Linked DNA regions of Homo sapiens: regions 1 and 2 are each linked to region 3. A link is a contact called in ENCODE Hi-C or POLR2A ChIA-PET data. All regions are on one chromosome and are shown on one strand. The core of a region is the stretch at or near the end of the contact, and the rest is flanking DNA. Distances in the headings are between cores, read along the strand shown.

Evidence for each region. Hi-C counts contacts between places; a loop is a spot of excess contacts on that map. ChIA-PET counts read pairs that join two places held with the same protein, here RNA polymerase II (POLR2A). Pooled maps may share reads with other maps.
Region 1: a loop to region 3 is called in a map of endothelial cell of umbilical vein, with 4 times the contacts of the local background. The contact joins the promoter of LINC03108 here to the enhancer-like site in region 3. A Hi-C loop is called at or near these places in 33 of 168 maps with a recorded cell type or tissue (B cell, GM12878, MCF 10A and 21 more), 32 of 37 single-sample maps with no recorded cell type and 34 of 50 pooled maps. POLR2A ChIA-PET finds 5 or more read pairs at or near these places in 25 of 52 experiments (AG04449, AG04450, CD4-positive, alpha-beta T cell and 19 more).
Region 2: a loop to region 3 is called in a map of CD14-positive monocyte, with 2.9 times the contacts of the local background. The contact joins two enhancer-like sites. A Hi-C loop is called at or near these places in 10 of 168 maps with a recorded cell type or tissue (B cell, CD14-positive monocyte, GM12878 and 6 more), 34 of 37 single-sample maps with no recorded cell type and 19 of 50 pooled maps. POLR2A ChIA-PET finds 5 or more read pairs at or near these places in 12 of 52 experiments (AG04450, B cell, Caco-2 and 9 more).

The regions. Positions count from the first base shown.
Region 1 is chr1:234,978,688-234,982,033 of GRCh38, forward strand. LINC03108 (long intergenic non-protein coding RNA 3108) reads right to left here and starts at 2,089. Exons shown (of 2, transcript NR_186308.1): 1 at 1,969-2,089; 2 at 1-1,656. RefSeq lists an enhancer at 848-1,351.
Region 2 is chr1:234,879,343-234,882,960 of GRCh38, forward strand. No RefSeq gene overlaps it. Among named protein-coding and RNA genes, the nearest start is that of LINC02971, 76 kb to the right of the region's middle. RefSeq lists a silencer at 2,736-2,872 and an enhancer at 3,256-3,325. Within about 2 kb of position 2,194, at least 4 of the 41 ENCODE cell types and tissues checked have a DNase peak (open chromatin) inside an H3K27ac peak, as active enhancers do; they include CD14-positive monocyte, where a contact is called at or near this core.
Region 3 is chr1:234,917,061-234,920,621 of GRCh38, forward strand. No RefSeq gene overlaps it. Among named protein-coding and RNA genes, the nearest start is that of LINC02971, 38 kb to the right of the region's middle. RefSeq lists enhancers at 636-1,315, 3,316-3,561. Within about 2 kb of position 1,476, at least 21 of the 41 ENCODE cell types and tissues checked have a DNase peak (open chromatin) inside an H3K27ac peak, as active enhancers do; they include CD14-positive monocyte, ascending aorta, breast epithelium and 8 more, where a contact is called at or near this core.

The DNA.
Region 1 (3,346 bases), core at 839-3,338, 62 kb after region 3:
TGCCCGAAACTGTACCCCTAAGTAAGGAAGCCAAATTAGAGGAACAGAGAGGGAACATGCCCCTGAGCTTTCTCATCAGTGCATTCTTCCACGCACTGCAGATAATTCAGCTACGTCACTCAATTATGATTGTCTGTGCTGTGAGTGTTTACTTAATCAATCTTCAAAGAGCTTTCCAGATGGGTGTTTTGGTGACTAAATCAAGGTCAGAGTTCCTCCTGCAATCAAGCAGAGGCAGCAGGGGGCAGGCCCAGCTGACAGTCATCTGATCTCCGCAGCTGTGCACAAACTTTGAACCAGTCCAGTGTCTCTTTCAGGCTCCCCATGAACCCCAGTCCTTAGTCCACTCCTGAATTGCAACAACACACAACACAAATGCACACAGCGATGCCTCCCTTTCTTGGATGACTCTTTTATATCATGTTCCTGCACATTCTCCCTCCAGTCCAAACATAAGCAAGTTGCACAGCGTATCCATGAATCTTTCCTTTATTACAGAATCTGCACTCCAAAAGCACTGGCTTGGTATTTCCTCTGCCCCGGTAGGGATTTTTATGGGGTTTTTATTTGGTTTCATTTTTGCCATGCTTCTGAGAATGGTTCTTTTGTTCTTCCTTCACTCACCGCTTAGATCCTCCAAGGCATTCCACTCAGAAAATCACACGGCTGCTGCCCCCACTCCAAAAAAAGGGAGCTGAGAAAAACCCCCATTTTCCTATGGATTTTCAAGCCAAAAAACAATGGGCTCTGTGGACAGATGTCACCCCTCCCCCAGGCCATGCCCCTCACTGCCAGGCAGGGGAAGCAGAGGCGAAGGAGGAGGGCCCACTGCGCCCTAGGACTTGGGAATAGCTCTCAGCACCACGGTGGTGGGCTCCATTGTATGTCTTCCAGGACAGGGGCCCCTTCTTCTGGAAAGTACCCCCTCCCTAGCACAAATCAGAGTCCAGATGTGAGCAGGCATCAGTTCAGCTCTTCCCAAGCCGCAGTGTTTGAGCCAATGATGGTCACCTGGCCCCAGTGAAGGCCGTGAAGGCCCCTCTCTGTCCCTTTCTGGCAGTGAAGTCATGAGGTACAATAAGCAAAAGCTGCCATCGTGCACATTACCTGCCATAGAGAGGAAGCTTAGCAAAGAGATTTAGATCAGTATTCAGAGGAAGTTGAGGCGTGAGAAAAGAGAGAGCACGTGGCAGTGTTGGCTCCCAGTTGCAGGTGTCCAGGGTCACACAAAGCCCCCTTTTAAAAGCCCAGGCTGGTTTGACTTGCATTTCTCTCTCTAGAAGCTCTCAAGTCCTTGTTGAATATGGCAGTGACTGGATGCTGGCCATCCTACCTGAACTAGACCAGCCGAGCCTCTGCTCTGGCCAAGCAAATGGGAGGAGATGGAGGGAGAAAAGAGGAAATGGGAGAGACTGGGCCGGAAGAAGAACCCCTGTCCAAGGTGATGGAGGGCGTCGGAACACAGAACACCTGTAGCAGTTTTGCAGAGGGCTTCCAATTCTTTATCAAGCCTGCACCCGACTCTTAGGTTATACAGTCTTAGGCACAAGCAATTATCTGAATAATTGGAGTGTTTCTTAGAAGAGGTTTTAGGTGTCAGCAGCGATGTCTGTTCAGACGGCACACTAGTGACAGATCCTTGGAAAACTCCATGCTCTAGAAGAAAAAGCCAATCCTGACTTTTCACTTCGGAATGTCTCAGCTCCCCACCTGACCCTCTCCTATCGTATCATTGGCTAAATAGACAAAGGGACCACAAGAAAACTACCTCCTCCTTCAACTGCCTCCTCCATCAGTCTAGCGCCTGCCTAGGTGGAGCCCCTGAGAACTATGCTGCTCCCCCAAATGCAACTCCCACAAAGGAGGGAGCTCTTGAGGCAGGCACAGATCCAGGATTTGCCTCGGCTCTCTATGTCACTAGCCTCTCTCAGCTGAAACCACAGGAAGGCCTCAGGTCAGAAGGCTTACCCAATGTGAAGCAAGGTCATAGGGTCCAGCTGAGCCCCCTCACTCATCCAAAGGGGTCAAGGGAGGGCCAGCGGCTACAAGGGGTCAGAGCCTCAGGTTTGACTCCAAGTTCAAAGAATCTAGCTAAAGCCACACTGTGCCCCCTGGCACCACCCTCAGAAACAGATCCAATCCTGAGTCAGAGAGGAAGCAGACACTCACTGAATCACGCATCCACTTCCTCCTACCCACAGCCGCTCAGCCAAGACCAGCAGCCGCTTCCAAGGGACAAATTAGTGACTGACACTCGGAAAAGTTGATGCTGTAAAGGAGAGCAAGCAGGGCGCCACGCACGCGGTGTGAACCACCAGGACCGAGTTTACTGTGGCTCCCCACCCCCTGCATTTTTCAGAGTAAAACTGCACATTTTGTAACAGCCCCTATCCTGTCCTGCACTGACCTTGGCTGTGTTATTTTTCACTTCCCTGTTCAGAACACAGCCACACTTTCCAAATGCCATGAATCATCACCACCGAGCAACGGCCATTTAGCAAGGCAGGAAACCACTGCGCACCAGGCCTGGAAGGAGTAGCTCCCTGCAGTGGGCCTCTCCCACCCTGGCTGTTCGTCGTGGCAAGAGTCCACCACGGAGGCTGGCAGGGCAGAGTTGCCACCCCATGTTCTCAGTTTCTCCACCATCGTCCCTGGGGGCTTCCAGTTCCCCCTTGCACTAGGTCACAGGCAGCGTTAGCCATCTTCTGACTTTCCCGAAGCCTCTCTTGGTTGCATTGGCTGAAATGAAGCTGTCACCTTCCAATCTCGGAAGGGAGAGAAATTCTTGGTGACATTGGCTGAAGTGAAGCTGTCATCTTCCTATCCCAGAAAGGAAAGAAATGGGGAGACCCATTCGAGACCAAGGGAGGCCAGGCGCCATGGCTCACGCCTGTAATCCCAGCACTTACGGAGGCCGAGGCAGGCAGATCGCTTGAGTCCAGGAGTTCGAGACCAGCCTGGGCAACATGGTGAAACCCCGTCTCTACTAAAAATACAAAAATTACCCAGGCTTGGTGGTACATGCCTTTAGTCCCATTTACTTGTGGGGCCGAAGCAAGAAGATCCCTTGAGCCAGGGAGGTCAGGTAGATTAGATCAGGTGGATCTTGCACAGACATCAACAAGACATGGGACGTGCATTCTGCCTGCAAGTGGCCTTGCAGTTATAGGCAAATGTCATCCTGTCATCCTTTATGACCAGAGCCATGCAGGCTTCTAGATGCCATTCAACCAGTTCCTGAAAGTAGTCACCGGTGAGTCCATAAATCAATCAATCAACAAAATATTATTACCCTCAAATGGTTATCAAACTGTTCTGTGCTAGGCACCTGGCACCATGGCTCTCT
Region 2 (3,618 bases), core at 944-3,443, 37 kb before region 3:
TGTAGAGTGGATAATGAGACTTCAAAAAGTGGAAGGAGGGGCAGTGAGGGCTGAGAAAACTCCTGCTGGGTACAATGTTCACTCTTCAGGTGCAGGCACACCAAACACCCAGACTCCCAGACTTCCCAATATGTTCATGTAACCAAACTGCACCTGTACCCCCTAAATCTATAAAAATACACAATTTTTAAAATATTCTTCACAGACACGCACACTCACACACTCACACAAACTCTCCACTCCTCCGAGGCCCTTGCCTGGCTTCCCTCCTCTGGTTTCACTCATGATGCTTTCCTATCTCCCGGCTATAAATACACCACACTCAAACATGTCTCTTGGTTTCACTCCATTGGCCAAAGAAGTGGTTATCCAGAAGCAGCCAGTGAGGGGAGAGGCAACACATTTGCTCAGTCCAGGACAAAGGTGGCCCACAAAAACAAAATGTTTTCTTGCCTTTTGATGCATCTGACAGAGTGCTATTGAGGGAGGCCTGGGCCTGTCCCATACTCTCCGGGCCTACAAATACTTTCAGTATCCACCAGCACTGGGGGCTGATCACACAAGAATACAAAAGCTTCTCAGCCTGATGCGGTGGCTCATGCCTATAATCTCAGCACTTTGGGAGGCCAAGGCAGATGGATCACTTAAGGTCACCAGTTCAAGACCAGCCTGGCCAACATGGTAAAACCTCGTCTCCACTGAAAATACAAAAAAATCATCCAGGCATGGTGGCACATGCCTGTACTCCCAGCTACTTGGGAGCCTGAGGAAGGAGAATCGCTTGAACCTTGGAGGTGGAGGTTGCAGTGAGCCGAGATCGGGCTACTGCACTCCAGCCTGGGAGACAGAGCGAGACTCTGTCTCAAAAAAAAAAAAAAAAAAAAATCTCATTTTAGATCCTGCCTAAGCCACAGACTGACATGAGGCCCCCTCATTGCCAACCACTAGTTCAGCTGTGGGAAAGCCACCTCCAGGTCTTTTGTGAGAGAATCAAGGTCAGACCCCAGAGAAGCCATCTCTTCTAACTACCATGGTCTTCCTGACTCCCATTCAGAGTCAATCCTTCCTCTATTTCTCACAGACTTTTATTATTGTTATTGTCTTTAATGAAGATGTACCTAGAGTCATATATCATGATATTATTGTTTCAAATATTATTAGTAGTAGTATTTATTGGGTGCTAGTTTGTATTGAGTGCCTTTCATTCATCATCACACGTGATCTTCTTAACAAACCTAGAGTGTAGGTAACATTAATACTATACTATTATCACCATCACACCGATGAGGAAACTGTGACTCAGAAGGTTAAGTAATGTGCCCAAAGTCACACAGCTACTAAATGACAGAGCCACATTTTAAACTCAGGGTTGACAGACTCCACCAAAGATCATCTATTCCAACGCTTCCCATATGGAACACTATGCCAAGAGATGCATAGTTGCTATCTGACCTAAAATGGGTGGATAGGGAAGTTCTGGATTAAATAAGTTTAAGAAATACTACATACCCAGTGGTCCCCAGACTTGTTGGTTTCAGGAACCCTTTGCACCCTTAAAAATTATCAAGAGTAGGCCAGATGTAGTGACTCCTGCCTGTAGTCCCAGCACCCTGGGAGGTCAAGGCGGGAGGACTGCTTGAGTCCAGGAGTTTGAGACCAGCCTGGGCAACTTAGCGAGACCCCATCTCTACAGAAAAATGTATAAATTAGCCGGGTGTGGTGTTATGCACCTATAGTCCCAGCTACTCAGGAGGCTGAGGCAGGAGGATCATTTGAGTCTAGGAAGTCAAGACTGCAGTGAGCCATGATTATGCCACTGCACTTCAGCCTGGGCAGCAGAGCAAGACCATGTCTCAAAAAAAAAAATCAAAATCTTCAAAGAGCTTTTGTTTATGTGGGTTATGCCTATCAATATTTACTATCATCAAAATTAAACTGGAAATTTTTTAAAATATGCAATCGTTCACTTAAAAATAATAATAAATTTACTCCCTGCTAACACCATATTTTTGTGAAAAATGACTCTATTTCCCAAAACAAAAATACCAGTGAAAAGAGTGGCACTGTCCCACGTTTTGGTCCAACTCCTCAGTGTTCCGCTTAAGAGCTGGATTTTCACTTCTGCTTCTGAATTCAACCTGTTGCACTATCATGTAGGCTCTAGAAAATTCCAGTGTATGCTTGTGACAAAGTAAGGGTAAAATGATGCCTTAGTCTTGTTCTGAAAGTAGTGTCGACTTAACTGACCCTCCTGAAAGGGTCTCAAGGACCCTTGAAACTTCTGGCCCACACACTGAAAACCACCACTGTACTTTGAATTCTTTTTTTTTTTTTTTTTTTTTGAGACGGAGTCTCGCTCTGTCACCCAGGCTGGAGTGCAGTGGTGCGATCTCAGCTCACTGACACCTCCGCCTCCCAGGTTCAAGCAATTCTCCTGCCTCAGCCTCCTGAGTAGCTGGGATTACAGGCGTACACCACCATGCCTGGCTAATTTTTGTATTTTTAGTAGGGACAGGGCTACCAGGCATTCTTTTAGAAACTCACAGCGCATATCAGCCAGGCGCAGACTCTGAGAAGTCCTGCATGAAGGGATCATCTATAAGGTCTAATTGAATGTTTCCCAGAGTTATTGAGTGGAACATGCTTGTTAATTGACATACCCTATGACATCATGTGGAACGGCTTTCCAGTGCTAACCGTATGAAAATCTCACTAATCTGCCAGCCTCCCACCCTCAGGCAGGGTAACCCTAGAGCCACTCAGGAAACACATTTTGCATTTCACTACACTAAATCTTGCCTTGTCAAGCCGTCAACCCTCAGCGTTTCTTCCAGGGAAGCCGCGCAGCTCAGTGGAAAGACCACAGACTCAAGGCTTGAAATCTGCATCCACCACTTAACTAATTGTGTGACAACAGGAAAGACACTGAAATGCCCTTAGTCCTTCTCATCTGTAAAATGAGAGTAACACCTAATAGTGAAAGTTCCATAATCACTTTTTGTATCATCAGTCTAGACAGAGACCTGATCTCTACTATGTAACCAAACCACACACTTCATGCATTTCAAATCACGGGGTCTCTCTTGGCTCCTGTTGTTCTTGATCATGTTTTGTCACAATTTTGTTCATTTGCTTCATGTTGTTCTTCTGTCTGAGATGCACTCCCCATCTTTCTGCCTGGAAAACTTCTATGCATCCTTCAAAACCCTGATCAAAGTCCAACTCCTTTAGGAAGCCTTTTCTGACACCCCTGTCGCATTTCTTAGCCTTCAGCCCTCAGCACAGACCTCCTCAAACCTCAGAGGCAGTGCCTTCCTCGTGGTCACTTCACTGTCTGTCCCAAGTCTCTCTCTCCCCACCTCAGGCCCTGAGCTCCTCAAAGTCACTCTGCCTCCTTCTGCTCCATGCATACACAAGGTAAACCTCGAACAGCACTCATTCAGTAGAGGTTATCATTTCCTGTGAGACTAAGCCCACCAAGAAATCCTTTAGCCTTTCCTTGAGCACTAGTTGTTCTGCATCCTCCCTCCCCATCCGCAGGTGCAGGCAGGTCTTGATCTGACAGAGGTTCAGAGGCTGACCGTGCAGCCCCTCTCAGCTCTGCCCATCTGAACGCTG
Region 3 (3,561 bases), core at 226-2,725:
TCATTGGATGATGTATTAGTCTTCTAAGACTGTGCTATGGTTTGAATGCACATATCCTCCAAAACTCATGTTGAAACTGAATCCCCAATATGACAGTATTGAGAGGTGGGGACTTTAAGAGGTAATTGGGTCATGAGAGCACTGCCCTCATAAATGGATTAATCCATTTGTGGATTAATGGGTTCATGGGTTATCATGGAAGGGGAACCAGTGGCTTTATGAGAAGCGGAAGAGAGACCTGAGCAAGCCCGCTCGGCCCCCTCACCGTGTGAAGCCCTGCTCTGCTGTGGGGCGCTGCAGAGAAGGCTCTCACCAGATGTGCCCCCTTGACCGTGGACTTCCCAGCCTTCTAAACTGTAAAAAATAAATCCTTTACTTTACAAATTACCTAGTTTCAGGTAATTCAACATAAGTAACAGAAAATGGACTAAGACAGGCTGCTATCACAAATCTATCCCAAGCCGGGTGGCTTAAACAACGGGAATTTCTTTCTCGCAGTCTGGAGGCTGGGGGACCCAAGATCAAGGTGCCAGCTGATTGGGGCCCTGGTGAGGGCTCCCCCTGGCCTGCAGCCAATTGCTTCTCCCCGTGTCCTCACATGGTGGAGAGAGAGAGGAGCGTCGAAGGGCACCAACTCTATCGGATCAGGGCTCACCCTGATGACCTCGCTTAACCTCAGCCACCTCCGTAAAGCTCCAATCTCCAAACACAGTCACATGGAGGGCTGGAGCCTCAACATATGAACTGGGGTTGGTGCAGGGACATAGACAGTCGGTCCATACAAATGACAACACTGCTGTCACTGAGGGCCCCCAAGCCCTCCTTCCGGTCAGAACTGAAGAACGTGCCCTCCTCTCAGCTGCCCTGGGCCCTGTGACCATTCTCCTTGCCAAATGAAGTCTTCGGTGCCACCAATTGCAGTGGGTAAACGGCCTGCCTCCCACTGAGGGGGCCGAAGGGCCGAGACCGGAGGTAGGTAAGATGGAAAATGCCCAGGTCGCTGCCTGCAGAGCAGGTGAGGACCTGTGTGTGATGAGCACGCCTCTCCCAGGGGCCGACCCGGGGAGAACCACCCCTGACCCTCTGGACGACCGGCACTCAAGGGTCCTGCAGGGCCTGCCCCAAGCACTGTGCTTCTCCCGTGCGAATGCCATTAAGTTTTTTGTTCATTGTTACATGCCTAACAATTGGGAATGTTTTACTTGGAAGCGGTGTGTGATTCCCATCATGCTGTACTTCCTTTGTACTGAACAAGTGTTATTTAATGGGGCAGTTTTGATTGTTTTGGAGATAGGCGTCTATTTGGGAAGAGGCGGGGTTTGTGTGAGTTTGATTGTATTGGCCAGCTTCCTCTATTTTTTCTGGGAAATCCTTCTTCCCGTGTGTGTAGATGGCAAGTCTTACAGAACCGCATAACCACGCAGCCTGTGAGACCCTTGCTCTGGACGGCTTTGAGGCGTCCGACCCAGCCTGCAGCTCCAGAGTCCTGGAGGAGGCCACAGAGGGTGGGGGCAGAGGCTAAGTTTGTGGCGCCTGGGAAAGTCACACTTCGGTAAAGCCATCAGTGCAAGCTTGCCTGTCCCTTTCACAGGCCGTATCGAGTTCCAAATGCAATTCCAGAGGCCTCTTGCTTTCTTCTGGGTCAGGCAGGCTTGGGGCCCCTTCCTTCCCGTCCCTGGGCCCCCTCCCCCACACTGAGAGGCCTTTCCTCTCTCAGGGAATGGCAGCTTTCAATTAAAGAATGACCATTGTTCCTTCTGGGGGAAAAGAGGCCCCGTCCCCTCCGTCCTTTCTCATATCCTGTTTCTGGTTTCTAAGACCCTCCACCTCGGGGCCAAGGCTTTTGCACCCACCTGACACTCCTGCGTTTCCTGCTCCTGCCCCCCTTACTCTTGCCCTCCAGCTTCTGGCCTTTCCCTTGCAGGCCTTCCTGGCCACTAAGGCCCCCCACGCCTGGTGCCCTCCATCCTGCACAGCCCTGGCCTCTGATTTACCTGGGCAGCTCTGCCTCCTCTTTCCTCACCTTCATGCTCCATTGGTCTCGGGCACATTTACCCGGGACGTAGCCTGAGAGACACACAGCGAATTCCCCGAACAGAGTCCTTCGCCCTTCCGGGCAGGCATCACTCAGGACGCACACTGCAGACAGCTTGCTACCACCGGGGAGGGAGGTGACTCTCCCCATGTCTTAATGCCCACATGAGCTCCAGGCAGTGTCCTGCCTCACAGACGCATGTGGCCACCGAGTTGCATGCCAGCTGCCCCTCCCTGGAGGAGCCATTTCTTTTGGCTGCTGGGGCCAGGCCTATGTCCTGCCCTCCCCCTGAGGCCCAGGAGCAGTGCTGGCTGGCTTGGAAGCCCAAAGCCAGAACATCCTTCCTATCTTTTGCAGCCAAAAGCTATTTTCTGTTTACCTCTGGAAGTTCACTTCCTTCTGAATACTGAAAAAATTCTACTGGGATCATTGCCCTACACAGAAAAGCAGACAGAGTTGGGAGTTGAACCCAAGAACCTAGAACCCCGCCAAATGCAAGGTAACCTGAGGGCACATCCCTCAGTCCTCGTGCCTCTCTCTTTCTGTGTGGTCTTGCTGTGAAGGAGTGGTGCAGAAACGTTTTAGAAGAAAGCTCTGGACATAGACACACTCCTGTTCTCTGCCTGTCTTATCCCCACTGCTATGGCCAGGAAGAGAGAGAAACATGCTTTGAGGATTTTGCAATTTCATCCTCCTGGGTTTATAAAATGTCTTTTTTTTTTCTTTTGAGACGGAGTTTTGCTCTTGTTGCCCAGGCTGGAGTGCAATGGCATGATCTCAGCTCACTGCAACCTCTGCCTCCCAGGTTCAAGTGATTCTCCTGCCTCAGCCTCCCGAGTAGCTGGGATTACAGGAGCCTGCCACCACGCCCAGCTAATTTTGTATTCTTAGTAGAAATGGGGTTTCACTATGTTGGTCAGGCTGGTCTTGAACTCCTGACCTCAAGTGATCCACCCGCCTTGGCCTCCCAAAGTGCTGGGATTACAGGCGTGAGCCACCACACCTGGCCTAAAATGTCTTAAACCCACATTTGACCCAATTTCACATAAAAATTAGTAGTTTTTCTGATACACAGGCGTACTTGTCAGAGGAGTTAGGTGTTCCCTGCTTCATGTCCCCAGAGACCAAAGCTGCCACCTCTCTCTGGGTCTGACCAGGCTGGGCTCACCACCACCCCACCCAGCCGTTCTTCTTTCTGCTGGACCCTCCTCCAGCTGGCACCACTGGGGGCCCCTCTCCTAGCACCCCACAGCACTTTCCTGCTCAGCCCTCACCACTGCCACTTGCTACTGCCACAGCCACGCCTCCTCCCAGCCCCTTCCATTCATGCAGAGCTCACACAGAACCTCAGTTCCCTCCAGCTTCCCAAAAGGGACAGCCGATCCGGGCACAGTGGTCCATGCCTGTAATCCCAGCACTGTGGGTGGCAGAAGTGGGAGATTGTTTGAGCCCAGGAGTTTGAAACCTGCCAGGGCAACATAGAAGACTTTGTCCCTATTAAAAAATAATGTATAAAAAATCAAAAT